Regions from separate parts of the Mus musculus genome. Here region 1 is linked to region 2. The links are chromatin loops, found by intact Hi-C in ENCODE. Cell type or tissue: left cerebral cortex. All regions are shown on one strand. Links, peaks and the distances in the headings refer to the core of each region. The heading gives the core; the rest is flanking DNA. Region 1 overlaps Slain1 (SLAIN motif family, member 1). Region 2 holds the start of Fbxl3 (F-box and leucine-rich repeat protein 3).

What was found. Peaks named below come from ENCODE experiments on the same cell type or tissue, not always from the same donor. Only the 100,000 strongest peaks of a DNase experiment are listed, where the experiment ranks them.
Region 1: a loop joins it to region 2, with 2.5 times the contacts of the local background. A loop is called at or near these places in 3 of 42 quality-filtered maps.

What each region holds. Positions count from the first base shown.
Region 1 is chr14:103,658,067-103,666,398 of GRCm38, forward strand. All of the region lies in intron 2 of Slain1 (SLAIN motif family, member 1), which reads left to right. Among named protein-coding and RNA genes, the nearest start is that of Slain1, 12 kb to the left of the region's middle. In left cerebral cortex, for the core only: CTCF peaks have their summits at 5,132 and 6,332; DNase peaks (open chromatin) are centred at 5,104, 6,443 and 6,889.
Region 2 is chr14:103,095,060-103,103,391 of GRCm38, forward strand. Fbxl3 (F-box and leucine-rich repeat protein 3) reads right to left here and starts at 4,473. Exons shown (of 5, transcript NM_015822.3): 1 at 4,103-4,473; 2 at 134-482. The coding sequence starts at 481. In left cerebral cortex, for the core only: a CTCF peak has its summit at 4,773; DNase peaks (open chromatin) are centred at 1,778, 3,951, 4,648, 5,004 and 1 more place; H3K4me3 peaks cover 3,574 bases; H3K27ac peaks cover 1,927 bases.

The sequences.
Region 1 (8,332 bases), core at 169-8,168, 560 kb after region 2:
AAGAAGGTGTTTGTGTGAGGATGGGCAGAGGGCATCTGCCTTGGTGAGTCAGGAGCACTGCTCAGGCACACTGAAGGTTAGACTCTGCTTCTCAGGCTCTTCAGGGATAATGGATGGTTCCGAGACACTTGAGAGGAGGACAAGCTAGGTAGAGTTTCTTTGCCTCTTAATCCTACAATAGTCAGTACTTCATGTTGATCAGAGGCAGGTTTTTCATTCACCTGTAGAGGTGAGAAGGGTAAAGTTGAGTGATCGAGAGGTTTGCTAAGCAAGAGGGTACTTGGGTGATGGGGTCGGTGTTGGGGTCTCCCTGACATCAGGAAGCCTATCCTTAGCAGTATAGATTCTGTACTGCCTGTTGTATTGGCACGGCCATAAGTTAATAGCCACAGAAGTCTAGCTTAAGTATTTGGGGAAGGTGGACTTTAAGGCATCTGTTTTGTTAACTATTGATGTATTGATAGCAAGTGGAAGACGGTCATAGGAACAGGGATATGCTGGGTGAACACTGGCCATTAGTGCCCATGCTGTGGATGGTACCCTGATGTCCAGAGAATCTACCATCAGTTCCTATCCTGCTCAACAAACAACCAAGTCCCCGTCTCTCACCTTCTTTCTCAAGTAGACTTATGGCCTTACTATGTGGACATTTTGTTGTATGAGTATGGTTTGAAACAGAAGTCAAATGAGATTCAAGGATGACAGCTCTTTAGCTCAGATGTCAATGAACCTGCTTCTGCTAAGGGTGACACCTTGAGATTTCCAGGCTACACACTGTTGTGACTGCACGACCCGCTTGTCACCCAGAAGCAACCATAGATGTCAGATTAAGTAGACACAGTTTGTTCCAATGGCACCTCGTTCATTGGCACAGATTCGAATTTCAAGAGATTTTTTTTTTTCTGTAATGAAACACTCCCCTCCCCTTAAATATAAAAACTGCTCTTAACTGATAGATATCAAAGAGACAGAAGGTGGCTGGATTTAGCCCACCGTGGCCATGGTGTAGCAGTCTCTGGGTCAGGTGACTGGCACAGAGTTAAATTGCAGGGTTGATTTTTGACACAGAAAGGAAGCTTTTAGTAAATGTAATGTAAATCTGATTAATATTTTTGATCAGATGTCTGATCATCTAATTTTGCTTTTTATTGGCAAATGAGAAGTCATGTGGACATGCAGTGAAATCAGACCATTTTATTTGTGCTTTGGTTTATTTGAGTTTTATAGAAAATATTTTAGGTAGAAAACTAATTTTTTAGAAGCAAAACCAGTGGCTGACTAAATTTGTTTATTCGTCTGCAAACTTTTGCTGTAAGACTAAATGCTTTCGTTTCAAAGATTTGTAATTCCTTGTAACTTACTGATTTGAGCTGAAGACCTAGGCCGGGGTGGAGTTGAAAACATTGAGCTCCTTGGTAGTGTGTTGCCTGGCAAGCATCAGACCCCCGGTTCCTGACCCTGCGTTCTGCTAAGGAGAGGCTGTTTATTGGATGGCCATTCATAAAATGATCTTTTCAGCTTGAAAAATATTAGTCGTCTCATACTTTCCTGCTTATTTTTCGGATGAATTACGTAACAGACACTGTTTTTCTGTTTATGTCTTTTAATTTTTCATTTGTTAGATGGCTGTGGAGTTACATTACCATTTTAAAGTTTCTTAATCTTTTGAGAATTTTAGACATGAATAGTGTATGTTATTCTCTTTTCCCCCCAACTTTTTTCTGTTTCCCCCTACTCCTCAAATTCATGACCTCTTTTTAAATTGTTGTTTCTCCCTTCTCTCTCTCTCTCTCTCTCTCTCTCTCTCTCTCTCTCTCTCTCTCTCATACACACACACACACACACACACACACACACACACACAGGCTTGCGACCTTGGGTTGTGAGGTTTAATTTCTGGTTCCTCCTCATCTCCTTATATATTTTCTCAGCACAGCTTTCTAACTTGGCTTTTTATGAATTATAGCATGCATAGATGTTTTTGTGATAGTGCTTATATGCAGGCATTGCAATATCTTATCATATTTTGCATCTCACTTAGTTTTTACTTTGCTACACAAAGGTGATTTTCTCAGTTCTGTTCATCAGTTTACTCCAGACTCTCTGGGTCCTCTCTGAGTGTAAGGGGCCTGGTGTCCTGTCCTGTTCCTGGCCATGCACTCTCTTCCATTCTTTTTAGTTCCAGATGTCTGTTGCCTTCCACAGCGGCCATGGCAGGGTCTCCTCTGTCCCACGCTCACATCCTCCTGGCTTCTTCTCGGTGGCTCCTCAGATGCCCGCCCTCTCTTCCAGCCTCTCCTCCTTTATTGGCCTGCCACCTTTACTTGCTGCTTGGGATGAGAATAGGCGAGGGAGTGTGAGGGGCTGAACTTTGAGGGTGCCATTGTCTGTGTATCTTTGTCCCAGTGGTTGGGGACACGCTGAGTTCTTAGGTCAATGTTCCCCAGAGGACGTAGAAGGTGTCACCTTCAGGCCAGATGCTGCAGTAGCTGTAACGCTGTTCTTCTTAGGCGTTCTTTACATGTCTACTGCTTAAAATAACATGGGTGGGCGTTTTAGAGTATTGTCCTGTATTGGGGGCATTATGAATTTATCCTTTAATTCCTTTGTGGTGCTCATGCAGAGTTACTTCCGATCTGGAAACTTTGCCTGCGCAAGCACCTGTTGCCTTATTTCTGTATAAGCTCTTTACCCGCAGCCCGTTTTCTCTGTTCTTTCTGGGTCCTCCTGGTGGCCATGTGTTCAGTTTCCCTCAACCGATGGTCAAGATTTCTGTGTTTTCCTTTTGCTTTATCCTATCCTTGAGTTCCTCTTTATATTTCTCCTGGCATTTTAAGAATTCATCGTCCAGGTTGTTGCCACGTGATCGGGAGTTCCCGTAGCGGCCTCTCCCTTTCTCTTCTGTAAGGTGTCCTTGTCTGTGTTTGGTGTCTAATGAGTCTGTTGGAATTTATTCAGATAATTAGATTGGTCTTTGTTAAAGTCTGAGCGGTACCTGAGGACTTGAGTGCTTTCCTACCTGTTTCTCCACACAACTTCCTTCCCACCGTGGACCTTGCAGCAGCAGCTCCAGACCCTTCTAGAGTCTTACTCGTTTCCCTTGTTGTGGGCTTATTAAACAGTGCTGAAATCCAAACCTGTCACCCAGTCGATCTCTGCTCTCTAAGATGCTGCGACCCTCTAGGCCAGGGGTTCTCAGCCTTCCTAGTTCTGCGGGAGTCTTTGATACAGTTCCTCATGTGGTGACCCCCAACCATCTTGTTGCTACTTTGTAGCTGTAATTTTGCTACTGTTACGAGTCACAATGTCGATATCTGTTTTCCAGTGGTCTTAGACAATCCCTGCTAAGGGGTCGTTTGACTCCCACCCCAGAGGGGGTCACCACCCACAGGTTGAGAGCCCCTGCTGTAGTCCGATGCCCTTATTCTCTGTTTTCCTGTTGGTCTAAAGTTTTACCTTTTGCCCTAATGTGGTTTTGTAGAATTTCTACCTAGTCTTTCCTCTTGAAAACTTACTGACTTCTAATTAAAGGACTTTTTTTTTTTGGTCAGTGACAGTAGAGGTGAGAATTACGTTTTAGCTGCTATGTGCAAACACTAGAATCGCGTGAGCTCCCAGCGTTTTAGAAGTTTCAGTGGCTCTAATGCAGCATCTTTTTGTGTGGGTATCAATCATTTCTCCCCTGGGCAGACCACGATTTCCAAGAGTAGGTTTCACCGAGCGCTTTCATAGAGACTAGTGCGCTTTGCAAAGGCAGCTGTATCGTGCCCATCACCAAACACCAGGCGAAAGCTTGCGCTTTCTTTTCCTGTGATCTGGACACGAGGGGCTGCTCACCAGAGAGCGGGTGTTTCAGATGGTTGGTTTCTAGTTCTTGCGCATGATGGTTTTGAAAAGAAAAGTGCTTAAAACTTTTCTGTCAGGACATGTGAGGGGCTCTGGCCCTGAGCCACCTGAGGGTATTTGGTGTACAGGCCTCTTTTGGACTTTCCTTTTTCTTCTGCATCAGATCAGTGTTGGTGACCAGGTAGCTATCCTGCTGAGGAATGAGCCACTGCAGGGAGGTGTCTCCAAAAGACTTTGTCATGGTCTGTCTCCATCTCCCCTCACTTGACGGTTTGTTTGTTTGTTTGTTTGTTTGTTTTGTTTTTTTGTTTTTTGTTTTTGTTTTTTCCTTTTCCAGACATGCTCTTTTGTGTGGTCCAGGTTGGCCTGGAATTCACTACCTACCCATGTAGCCAAGCCGCCCTGGACCTGGTCTCCTGTGCTAGCCAGCCATGCTGAGACTGAGGCCTGGGCTGCACACCTGTCTAGGCTTGGTTTCTTCTGTAGGCACATTTGGCTGCCCTTCTTCAGGATTCTCTTCAGGTTAACTCTTCCAGGGCCGGTTCAGATTCTCAGTTCTTAAAGGGTAGTTAAGCACCTGCCCACCGCACAAGATCACAAATCCTGGAAAATGCTGTGAGCTTTGCAGAAAGTTCCCAAGCTGTGGCTTGAAGCTATGAGAATAAACTAACAATCTAGCCCTTCTGAAGAAAATAGAGAGGGAAGAGTGTTTTGTGAGATATTCTTAAGGAGATAACAACCACACTGTCGCTGTCTTAAATATTCCATTGAAATAATGTTGAAAGTAAAATAATTGCTCTTTTCCTAGTATCTCTAAGTCCCATGTCTGTTGGTATAAAGGTAGTTAATAAAGGATGGAGGGACTTTTAGTTTTTGAGCACTGATTTCACTGTACAGCCTTAGGGAAAGTTCTGTCCATGATTCCTTGGTTTGAAGATTGGATGGAGAATGTTTGTTCTCTATTCGGAGGAAACCTGTTTTGTTCATTCTTAAATGTCTGACTTTTCTGAGCAGATAAAGGATCTGCATCCCAGCGTTATCTTGAGTTATCAGTGCCTGATACGGCTTTGAGCACACGTTAAATGTTGGCCGTTGGGTTTTACAGTTGACTGACTGGATGCATTTAGGTTTTTTTTAGATGTACACACACACCGAAGTTTCCATTGAACAGTTGGTATTGTCAGTGACATCCTACTCATCAAGACAAAAGCCCACATGTCATATGGTGGTGCTCATTATTGTGAGCCCCGTGGATGATGCTTAAATCTGTTTTGTTCACTGCTGTAGCCCTCTCATGGAGAGTAGTTGCCATGGCACCGTGGGTGTTGGATGCTAATTACTGAATGGATGAGTCTGGGGCTAGGAACTGTAACTAGTGACTAGGCTCAGTGCTTCAGCTTTACTCAGCTCTGTGTGAGCTTCTAGTGTGTCACGTGGTAGGAAGGAGCGCTTTGAAAGACGTCGCTGGGCCAGTTCAAAGAGTCAGCCATACTGAATATGAGTTAGCTTAAAAACCTCTGAAGTGATGTAAACACAGATATCTCTGCTGTGTGGGTCTTTGTGTTTCAGGACTTGAACCTAGCACACAGGATTCCTCTTTGCATGACTACTTATTCTCAGAGAAGATACGTGCTATTTCTTCTTTAGCAGGGATCTGTTTATTCTACACATGGACGAAGATGCTTGTTTGAGTTAGGGATCATAATCTAAAATATTTTAGAAGGGTAGTTAAGTTATATATAAAAATAGAAGATCCCAAACTTTCCCTTAGTCTGTTCTTTCTCTTCTGATTCTAATTAGAACTGTAGGCACAAGCTTGGCATCCCTAAACTGAAGATCTGTTTATAAAACGCTCCAAAACTGGGGAGAAGATTTTTGAAAGCCAATAAAATATTTCAAGTAGAAAGTTTCATGCTATAACTCTTATTTCATGCACAAAATTCTTCAAAATGTTGCATATGACCTTCAGTCTGTTCTGAAGTATATATGAGCAAGTGATTCTTGTGTTTAGACTTGGGTCCTTCCTGTTCATGAATTAAAAAAAAAAAAAATCCAGGTCCCAAGCCTTTCTGATAAGGGCTAGCCTACCCATTGCCAAAAGGCTCATCTCTATTCTTCTGCCCTTTTGGAATGCAAATCGCAAAACCACATAGAACTTTGCTAGGTAGGATCAACTCCTTGATAGCCTGGATTGGGATCATGGTCACGGAGAAGTCAATCCATGTCACGAGGCTGGGATGTTGACCAAATAATGATCAGAAAGCTTATCTAAGTAATTTGAAGTGCCCAATATGTGGCTCACTTAATCTGGGTCCAGTTAATAAAAGCTTATCTGTCTTAAGGTGCTCAGATGTCTCCCTGAATCAGGACAGTCACATTTGGGGCGTATGAGTGTCTTACACAGATAGCCCTCACAGATACCGTCCACAGTCATGTCTTGCTGTGGCCTCTAGGGCCTTATGCTGAGAAGTCGAACAGACACTGGCCTCTGTTGGTATTTGAGTGATCCTTGCCTCTGTTCTTCTCTCAGTTATGGTGTTGTGTTCATTCCCCAGTCGAGTCAGACAAGAGCATTTGGTGTGACCCAGTGATCAGAAAGGTGGCCTTTTCATTTGTAAAAAACCACACAGATTGAGCAGAGCCATTCGGAGCTTATCAAGTATCTGTCTCCTGGAGCCTGGCCAGTGTCTCCTTGCGTGGCCCAAGATGCTATCCCTGCCGGCTCAGGTTTCCACTCTTGAGGTGCTCTGCCACATTTGGAACACCAATTTAAAGCTTTGCAAAGGAGAGTTCATTTTAGGTAAGCTTTCCCCAAAGATGCTCTTTCTTGTTGGAAAAAAATAATTTAGAATCATGCTAAGGTTTTTTTTTGTTTTTTTGTTTTTTTGTTTTTTTTTTGTTTTTTGTTTTTTTTTGTACAGAGAAGGGTCTCCTGGTATGTGTATATTTCTGTGTGCTAGAAATTGAAGACACATTGCCACAGCTGTGGGGTTCCATCACGTGCTCGCTTTGCTGTTCTGTTCAAAATTAGCCTCCATGCATGTGCGCCAGTTTGGTGATGATTTAGTGAGTTGCAAATATGTAAGGACTGGGTCTCTGTTCAGTTTGCCATTTCAATCCATTATAGCCAGCAACCTGGATATGTTTGCCAAATGTCCTTAGATAGCCCTTTTTTCCCTTTCTTCCTCCCTCCCTTCCTCTCCCCTCCCTCCCTTCCTCTCCCCTCCCTCCCTCCTTTCCTCTTCCCCTTCCTTCTTCTTCAGCCAATTACATGTGTGTTTATATGGTGGTGATTTTGTTTTGCATTTCCACCAAGGTTAGAAAGATATTTGTTAAAATAATCAGAAATTCATGGCAGTGCAAAGTAGTTGTTGCAGTGAGCTTATTATTGATTTTCTATTTTATTACTCATAAATTAAAAAAATAGAGTTCCTCCAAGGCAGTCTGTGTGTGTGTATGTATGTGTGTGTGTGTATGTGTGTGTGCTTGTGTGTGTGTATGTGTGTGTGTATGGTGAGTCTCAGTGTATGCGTGTGTGCATGTATGTATATATGTGCATATGTGTGTGTGTGCACTGGCTGGTTTTGTGTGTCAACTTGACACAAACTGGAGTTATCAGAGAGAAAGGAGACTTCCTTGAGGAAATGCGTCCATGAGATCCAGCTGTAAGGCATTTTCCCATTTAGTGATCAAGGTGGGAGGGCCCCTTATGCGTGGTACCATCCTTGGGCTGGTAGTCTTGGGTTCTCTAAGAAAGCAAGTTGAGCAAGCCAGGGGAAGCAAGCCAGTAAGGAACATCCCTCCTTGGCCTCTGCATCAGTTCCTGCTTCCTGCCCTGTGTGAGTTCCTGTCCTGATTTCCTTTGGTGATGAATAGCAGTGTAGAAGTGTAAGTCGAATAAACCCTTTCCTCCTCAACTTGCTTCTTGGTCGTGATGTTTGTATAGGAATAGAAACCCTGACTAAGACAGTGTGTTTGTGTGTATATATGTGTGTGTGCATGTCTATAGGTGTGTGTGGTGTGTCTGTGTGTGTATATGTGTGTGCATATGTATATGTGAGGTGTGCATGTTTGTGGGTATATGTGTGTGTATGTATGTGCACGTATGTGCACGTGTGTGTGCATGCAGTGGGAGTTGAACCTAGGCTTGTGCTGCGGTAATGGTTTCTAGCTCCAGGTCCCTCAATTGGCTTTTACTGCTTTCACACTCTGATGGCTGGTTAGCTTTTATTATAAAACAATAAAATTAGTTGTGGTAGATAGTCTCGCCCAGTTCTTGGGGCTTCTGAAATGTACAGCTACACTTAAGAATTTCTAGGTTCTCCTCTTTAGTAGGTGGTAGGGCTTGACTGGAGATGGCGAGGGTACCTGTTACCAGCTGCAGGCATGGTGCTGAGTGCTGCTAGTCAGAGGAGCTCAGTGCCTGGCCTTTGCATGTCGCCAGACTCATTCATGAAACAGAAGATGGAGGTAACAGCTCTCTCTA
Region 2 (8,332 bases), core at 232-8,231:
ATGCAATAATTTTAAAACTTTAAGCACTTTCCCTGAAAAGTTCACTATTCTAAGGACATCAGAAGCTCAACTGGCTGTGACAGTAACGGCAGTGAGGCGCTTTACTCGTTAACAGAAGGATGGAAGGGGTTACCTTGAAGCTGACATACTGTAGGTGGTTTGAGTGCCTTTTGATAATCTGTTTGATCAGCTCTGGGTGTGTGGCTTTCAAGTAAGATGTCGCTGGCTGATTCAGTTCAAATTCAAAACATCGCCACAAGTCAGGCATGTGAAATACCTGATTCCAATTCCGGCACACTTGGGAAGCATGAGCCCGGTCAAGAAGAGGCAAATACTTAAAAACATGGAGGACGATGTCCTGCAGGAGGTTACCCCAGTCACAAGGCTGCGAGCGCTCCTGTGTCGTCCTCGGTCTCTTGGGCTTCTCGGCAGTGCCTTCCTCAGCAGAGTCCTGGTCACTATCTCTTCCTCCTCGTTTCATCCTATTCAAGACAATCCATCATTTCCCATCCTACTTAACTTTTGATCAAATTCATCTTCTGTTACTGAAATGTGTTTGGATTTGGACAGAAATACGCATGAAAACCTGGCCCAACAATTCAAGGAGAATATAAAAATGCAATGAAACCTGCCGGTGGAGATGAAACTCCTGAAGTGATTTTAAACAGCTACATTTAAAACTACTTATAACTTAGGTAAACCATGAATTTATAACTCAAAACTTGTAGTCAACTCTAAAGGAGAACTACAGTGATAAAATCCAATTTTCTGTCAAATTTAAGGTACACCAAGGTCCGCATGAACCTCTAAACTCTTAAGTGGTCAACAGAGCTGCACTGAACAGCCTGTGAACAGCCTGCTACACATACCCCACCTCTGCTTGGTGGACGTAAATCTGGACTGAGAGTACAGCCCAATGGTAAAGCCCCTGCCTTAAGTACTCCCGCCCAAGCTCGACCTGCAGCTGCATGAAGTAGATGAGTAGTTACAGCAGTCTGCCTGACTAAGCTAAGCTTTGTCTCAGCTAGGATATGGTTTCTTCTCCCAACACATAACTGTCACTGTTTTTCCTGTCCATTTTCTGTATGTTTCCGCCATGGTTTTTCTATGTATTCTTACCCCCTTCATGCCATGAGATGTTCACGACAAACGGTACCATCAGCTCGAAGACCAAGCTCTCTCGAGGTTTGAATACTAGCTACACTTCAAAATAGCTCCATGGCTTTGGGAAATTACAAGACTGTCAGTACAAGACTGTCAGATGCTTCAGTTTGCAAAATGGTGATCTTTTGATACAGGGTTCTTGACATCTCAGCCCAGTATGGAAGCCATCACAAAGAAGTGACTGTCCCCAGAATGGGAAGAGCAATTTAATTTTTCTTTCAAAAAAGGGGAGGGAGCAGTGGTGTAGAGAAATGCCCTGGCAAGAGCATCACTAGCTTAGGGTAACAGCTGAAAATGCGCAGTGGGGCGGCACAAGCTCCAGCTATGTTCCCCAATATGCTCTTTTTCTTTCTACATTGTATACAGCTATTTCATGTAATCAGAGTTCCAAAGGACACATCTTCATTTGTTACTTTATTTACACTGCACTCTAGTCTAACCTGGACCATTCCTTGGTACTAGTATTTAGTCTAGGATCTACCATGATTTTTAGAGAGCAATTCTAGTAAGGCGCTGGTCCAAACAAGACTCAAAAGGATGGCTTGACTCCAACCAACTTGTGACAAATCATGTCGCAAGAATCGGGTTCCTCCGTGGTATGAAGGATATGCGTCTGTACAGACTTTCTCATCCAGAGGCTGGCAGAGAAGGGCTGAGGGCTGGAGAAAACAAACAGGATGGCAGAGAGCACAACCCTACATCGTCAGTCCAGGAGGCCTTGAAAAAGGAACTGTCTCCTTTGTTGTTCCTGCATCTGACTGTATGCACACACACAAAAGGGCATAGTCTCCAGGAAAAGCAGAATTCAGAAAACAAAATAACAGATGACAAGATGGCTTTATGGAACATTCAAACTTATGAATCTATGAATAGATTTTTATGTGTGTTCAAAGTTAGAATGATCAACACTGACATTAAATTAAAATAAAAAGTCCTTCTATGGGTAAGCGTGTCATTATGACCCATTTTCCAACTTTAACTTATCCTGAAGGCTTAACTTTAATTTTAGCATTTCAATTTGGGTCAAAGAACGAAGAGTCTGCTACTTAGGACTCAAACTTTCTTACTGGCAGAAACTACTCAGAATTCTGAGATAGAGATTCAAAAAAGAATGACAAAGTCTTCCTACTTCCAGACCTCCTGCCAGGATGCTCTGCTGTATCTGGCGAAATCTTCTAAAGCCAGACCATAAAGATTAAACACTTCATTTTACAGTCAAGTGTACAGATTCAAAACCAAAACGAGGACAGCAGCCTTTCTGACAACACTCTAAGGACACTCTGCTGACCCTAAGTTTATACAATTTTTATGTGAGACAGGCTCTCTATGTGAGCCTGGCCAGCCTGGGAATCAGAGATCCACTGCTTCTGCCTTCCAACACAGTCCCATCTAAATAAAGGGTATTTCAATCCCCCTTTAAGTTGGGAAGGCAATGTAAAGTCACCAACGCTAAGGAAGATCAAGTACACGGTTACACTTGATCTAAATATAAACTGAACACATGGATCATCAAAGTATATATTAGTACTTATTACTTTATGAATAGCTAAGAAAGTCTATGGACTATCATAAGCATTATGAAATTAATGTCACTCTTAATGGAAAACTAATGGACCAAAGGTTAAAATGTGCTATGTACTATTAGGTGTAAAATTAACTAGTGAATAAATAGCTAATAACATTTTAAATATTGCTTTTCCTTGTTGGCCTTTTTAATTCGAAATTTCCAATGCTTTTATTTTAACTATCTGCACATGAAGCTCTGCTGCATAAAGAACAATTCGGTGCATTCACTAGTACACAACTAGTTTAGAGTAATGGGTTTTATACTGCTTCTAGTGGAAGTCAAAGTGCCCTTTATAGCTGAACAGGAAGAGTGTGGTGTATAAAACAGGACACTAAATATCAATGCGATTTCCTAAGCACAGAAAACTGGGCTCCAGCAGTTTTGATTTATTGCAGTGTTTCAAGAACCCAGAGAAAGTATGGTGGCAACAACTTTAGCTAGTGTTTACATCAAGTGTCCAAGATGCAACTAATGAGGGACACCCAGTAACTTGAGCATCACCAAGAATTAGTGAGCTAATCAAACATTTCCTTAAACTGAAACCAAGAGCCAAACTTCCCTTACTGTCTTTAAACATTTACATATTCTGGACATGCAAAAAATATTTTTTAAAAAATTTGTACTTTAGGTTTAAAAGTCCCGTTCTGGCATTACATTTGCATATGCCCTTTTGTTTTGTTTTTCATAGAAGGAAACCTAACACACATTCTTTGGCTGAAATACAAGAATGGAACAATACGAAAAAGATTAACTCTCAGAATGGTGAGAGCACAGTGGATATAGATGAACTGGGACTGGACACACAGACAAGACACAACCGGGAGCCGGCACACAGGTAACACGGGGCGGGTTACAGACATTTTAACATCTACAGGGACATTTTTTTTTTAAATTCGCCTTTTGGTGTAAGCAAAAGATACAAACATCTGGGCAAGTGGGATAGGCACCATTACCAACAAAACCGCCGCCCGCTCTCACCTCGCACGCGGCTCGGCGATGCCCTGCCCGGGCGGCTTCCGGGTGGTGGTCTGCAGCACGCGACCCGGGCGGCTGCCCCTAAGTTCACCAAGTTTTCCACCGTGCGCCTCCCCGGCCCGGCTTCCGCACACACTGACCGCCCAGGCCCCCGGGCTTTCCAGCCGCCTGCACCCGCGCCGCCCAGGGCGAGCCCGGAGGAGCCCGTCCTCCTCGCTGCCCCGCCACGCGCGGCCACCGAGCGCGCGCCGCGCCGGCCACGCCTTGTTGACAGACACCGAGGCCCGGGCGCGGCGGGGCGGGGCGTTGTTCCCGTCGCGCCCCGCGCGCGCCCCCGGCCGCCGCCGCCGACCTCCCCGCCCGACTCCGGGCTGCGGCCCCGAACCTCCGCCGTACCTGCTGCCGGGGGCGGCTTCCCCCACACAGCACCCCGGGCCGCGCGGACGACGGCGGCAGCGGCGGCGGCGGCTCCCGCGCCTCTCACATGAGGCCTCCCGGGGCCCCGTCTCCGAGCTCCCGCCGTCGCGGCCCCCCGCGCTCCGCCCGCATCCGAGACGCTGGTCCCGCGGCGGGCGCCGACGCGGCTCCACCTTTGCGGCTCCGGCTGCCCCGGTGTGTGGGGAGGAGAGCGTCGCGTCCCTTCTCTGTCCCGCGCGGTCTGTGTCCTTCGCCCCGGCACCTCCTCGTCGCCCGCCCGAGACGCCCTAGGCGAGCAGCGATCGACAGCAGCGAGCCCGAAGCTTCGGCCCAGTTAGGGAATCCAAAATGGCGCCCGCAGTTCGCGGCCGCGCGCTTGCCCCTGCGCGTCCCCGCCCGAGGGGGCGGGCGCGCGGCCGAAGGGGCTGGCCGGGCGCGCGCACCGAGGCGGCTCCAGCCTCCCGGGCTGTCCCTGGCCAAGTTTGTTTAGGGGCGGAATGTGGGCGGGTTGGTGTTCGCCAGACGTGGCTGGCCTTTCCCAGGGTTAAAACCGGAAAGTTTAGGGCGGGGGAGCCGACGCCAAAGGCGGAGGGAGTGTCTGCAGGGCGGGACGCACCCCTACCGGACGTAAACATCACCTGACAGCGACCCACCTCCGCGAGGAGGGCGCGGCCAAGGGAGCCTCTGAGGTTGCTGTCTGTACCTAGAAAAAGAATAAATAAATCAACGTGGTGGACGTTGCGATCACTACGGGTTTCTTAAGACAATATTTGCATTTCCATTTTTCCAAGGCTTTTTTTTAATGAGTCATAACTTTTTCAAAATCACATTTACTTATGAAACAGAACCCCCAAGTCTGAGATTTCTTTTCAGAAACACGTAAAGTGTGAAGAAGCAGATGGCTAATTAAAAAAAGACAACCCCCACTCCTCGCTCCCGGGTGGTGGAGCGTTTTGTAAGTCAAGGAGTCTTTTAAATGCTATCAAATATTTGACTTTTTTTTTTTTAAGTTTGGACTTGGAGATACTGAGTTTTTCCTAAAATAAGAAAAGTCCCCAGAAAATCTTAAGGTTAGCTGTATACCATGCCTTCTGCTTTTTCTGTGTTATTTCTCCAAAGTAAAGATCTCTTCTCTCTCTTTCGTTTCCTACCCTCCTCAGTTTTCTTTATACTGATTTTCATTTTGTAGATCAGGCTGGCTTGGAACTCTGAGATCCACCAACCTCAGCCTGCTCAATGCTGAGATTGAAGAAATGTGCCACCACACGGAACAAAAACATGCTGAACTTTAAAATGCTTTTATGTACTTGTTTTTAATTTACTATTAATTTTATAAGCTTTTCGTTTTGTTGTAGGTGTGAGTGTGCGCGTGTGCGCGCGGCGCGCGCATTTGAGTGCAGTGCCCGTGGTGTCTGGAGTGGATGTTGGATTCCTTGGAGCTGGAGTTATTTACAGGCAGATGTGAGCCACTCATCCTGAGCGCTGGGAACTGAACTCAGATCAGCTGGAAGAACAGCAAGCACTCTTAACTGCTAAGCTGTCTCTCTAGCCCAGAGTAAATTATTATATTTTTTAAAAGATGAAGTCATGAGAACAGGTTCTGTCACACACTTAAGACCGTCACCATATAATGTACATTTAAACAAACTAGAAGAAAGGAGTTTTAATCTTTTTAACCAGAAAAAAATATGTCTGAGGAGTTAGAATGACTAACCCGATTTAAACATTAGACGTTGTGTATATGAACTGAAGGGGCTGGAGCACTGCTCTGCAGTTAAGAGCGCTTGGTGATTTTGTAGAGAATTCCAGCTCCCACGTGGTTCACAGCCATTCATAACTCCAGTCCCCGGAGATCTGATTGGTCCTTGAAAGTGGAGCACAGACATACGTGCAGGCAAACACTGATACACACAAAATATTAAACATTTAAACTGAATACACTAATCAGAATATCACACATTATACCTTAGGAGGTGTAATCTTCTGTATTAATGATTTTAAAATGTCAAATAAATGAGAACAACTACTGAGAATAAGAGTCGAGGTGAGCACTGTTCATTAGGAATCTATGCAAGGTACTCGTGCAATTTAGGTTTGTAGCTCCACATTAAAAGTTAAAGGTCAGTTGGTGACAAGGCTCAGCTGGCAAAGCTACTTGCTGTTCAATCTCTTGACCTGAGTTTTATCTCTGGAAACCAAGGTGAATGTGGAGAACTGACTCCCTCTGACCTCATCTGGAGAGCACAAGGGACACACACACAAAGTTAAAGGGTGGCTGGAGAGTTGGCTCATTGGTCAGGAGGACACACCAGTTTTCACCCCCCCTCAATGGGCCACTCACAACTGCCTGTCATTCCAGCTCCAGGGGATTGGAGCGCATCTGCTCTCTCTCACATGCACAGACCCACATAAAGGGGACAACATCCATTTTATTTACGTAATCCAATACATCCAAAGTAGTATTTCTACATGTAAGCAATACAAAAAAAAAAAAATCAATCACTGGGCTATTTTCTGTTTTTCTCTGTGAGACTCAGTTGGTAAAGGGTTACTAACTAGTTCACAGGCTTAGGGAAGCCCAAAACATGTCAAGGATGTGAATGAAGCCCATTGTAAAATAACCAGAGGCTTAGTGGCTTAAAATAGTAAAAAAGGGAAAAAAGTATTTGTGCAATTCTGGACATAAAATATCCAAAACGGGCTAAAATCAAGGTGTCAGCTGGCCACGGCCTTTGGGATGTGAAGAGGGGAACCTGTTCAGCTGCTTTTCCAGGGCGTCTAGGTTCTTCATGCTTGACTTGTTCTTACATGTTTAAGGCCAACAGTGGATCATCACTGAGTCCTGTGTGTGCCTTCTCCCTCCCTCTATCCCACCCTTCTTCTCTCCCTCCCACCCTTCCTTTCTTCTTACCCTCACCCCCCCCCCCACACACACACACACTTGTATTCCCTATCAGAACCTGGTTGCTTCTTCTTTCCCCAACTGGGACCCTTCTGTTGACGTTGACCACACTAGTTAACCCACCCTAACCTCATTTCAAAGTCCATATCCTCCCATTTGCAAGCAATACATTACAAAGATGAAGAGCCGCAAAGTTGGGAAGGGCATCCTTGTGCGCCCTCCTAGCCTTAGCACAAAGGTTAGCTACCGTAAGCCATCAGTAAATGATTTAACTCCTTAAACTACACCTGCAATTTTCATGTTTGTGTTCTGTGTATGCCTTGTTTCCCAGAACTTAGCACGGTTCCACGCACCCATTAACTCACAGGATCCATTCAAGCGCCTGAGAGGAAGTCAGGGTTACTAAGCAACTGAGGACACAGCCTTGCCCTCATCAGAGCTTGTTGTCAAGTGCTGACCTGGATGGAGCAGGTGCTCAAATATTTATTAAAGAAGTCAACAAAGCCAGACAGTTTACATACACTTCTGAGGAATACTAATGCCTTCATTCTTAAACTCTCTCCAGCACAACCTCTCTCACTTCTGCTTTTAAAAACTTCCCAGTTTCTTCAGGACCCTACCTGAATTCGCTTATTTAGAGAAAATGTAGGGCATGTTGTTACAGAACCTGTAACTGAGAAACTGGTCCTAGAAGTGACTCTCTGAATCCATGGTTACTGATTGGACGGACACTGATATTCAAACTTGGCTTTTATTTCAGGTTTTATGTATATTTATTACTGGCTTTCTGACTCAGGGTCAACCCTTGGACTACATGTGTGCCTTGAACTGTGTACTCGTGGAAGCCAAAGGGCAACTTGCAGGAATTGTTTCTCGTCTTGTTCTATGCCTGTCCTTACGTAGAGCAGGCTGTCAGGCTTGACAGCAAGTGTTTTTACTCGCTGAGCTATCTCCATGGCTCTGTTTCTCTTTGTATGATGTGCGTGCGTTTTCGTGTGTGATCACAGTGTGTGTATACCTTGGAGCACTTGTGGAAGCTGGCTGGGGAAGGCCAGCACTTGTTTGACAGCATCTTGCCATCTGACTATGTTGCTTGAGGCAGGGTCCCTTATGGTTCCCGGTTGTGTATACCAGGCAAGATATGCTTCCCAGCATTCTCTTGCCTCTGCCTCCCAGATCATCCTAGGAACACCGGGACTGCAGGTCTATGTTAACATGTCTGGCTTTTATGGAGTCTCTGGGAATCTGAAGTCAGGTACCCACACTTGCTCAAGCAGGTACGAGTCCCACTGAGTCATCACTCCTGG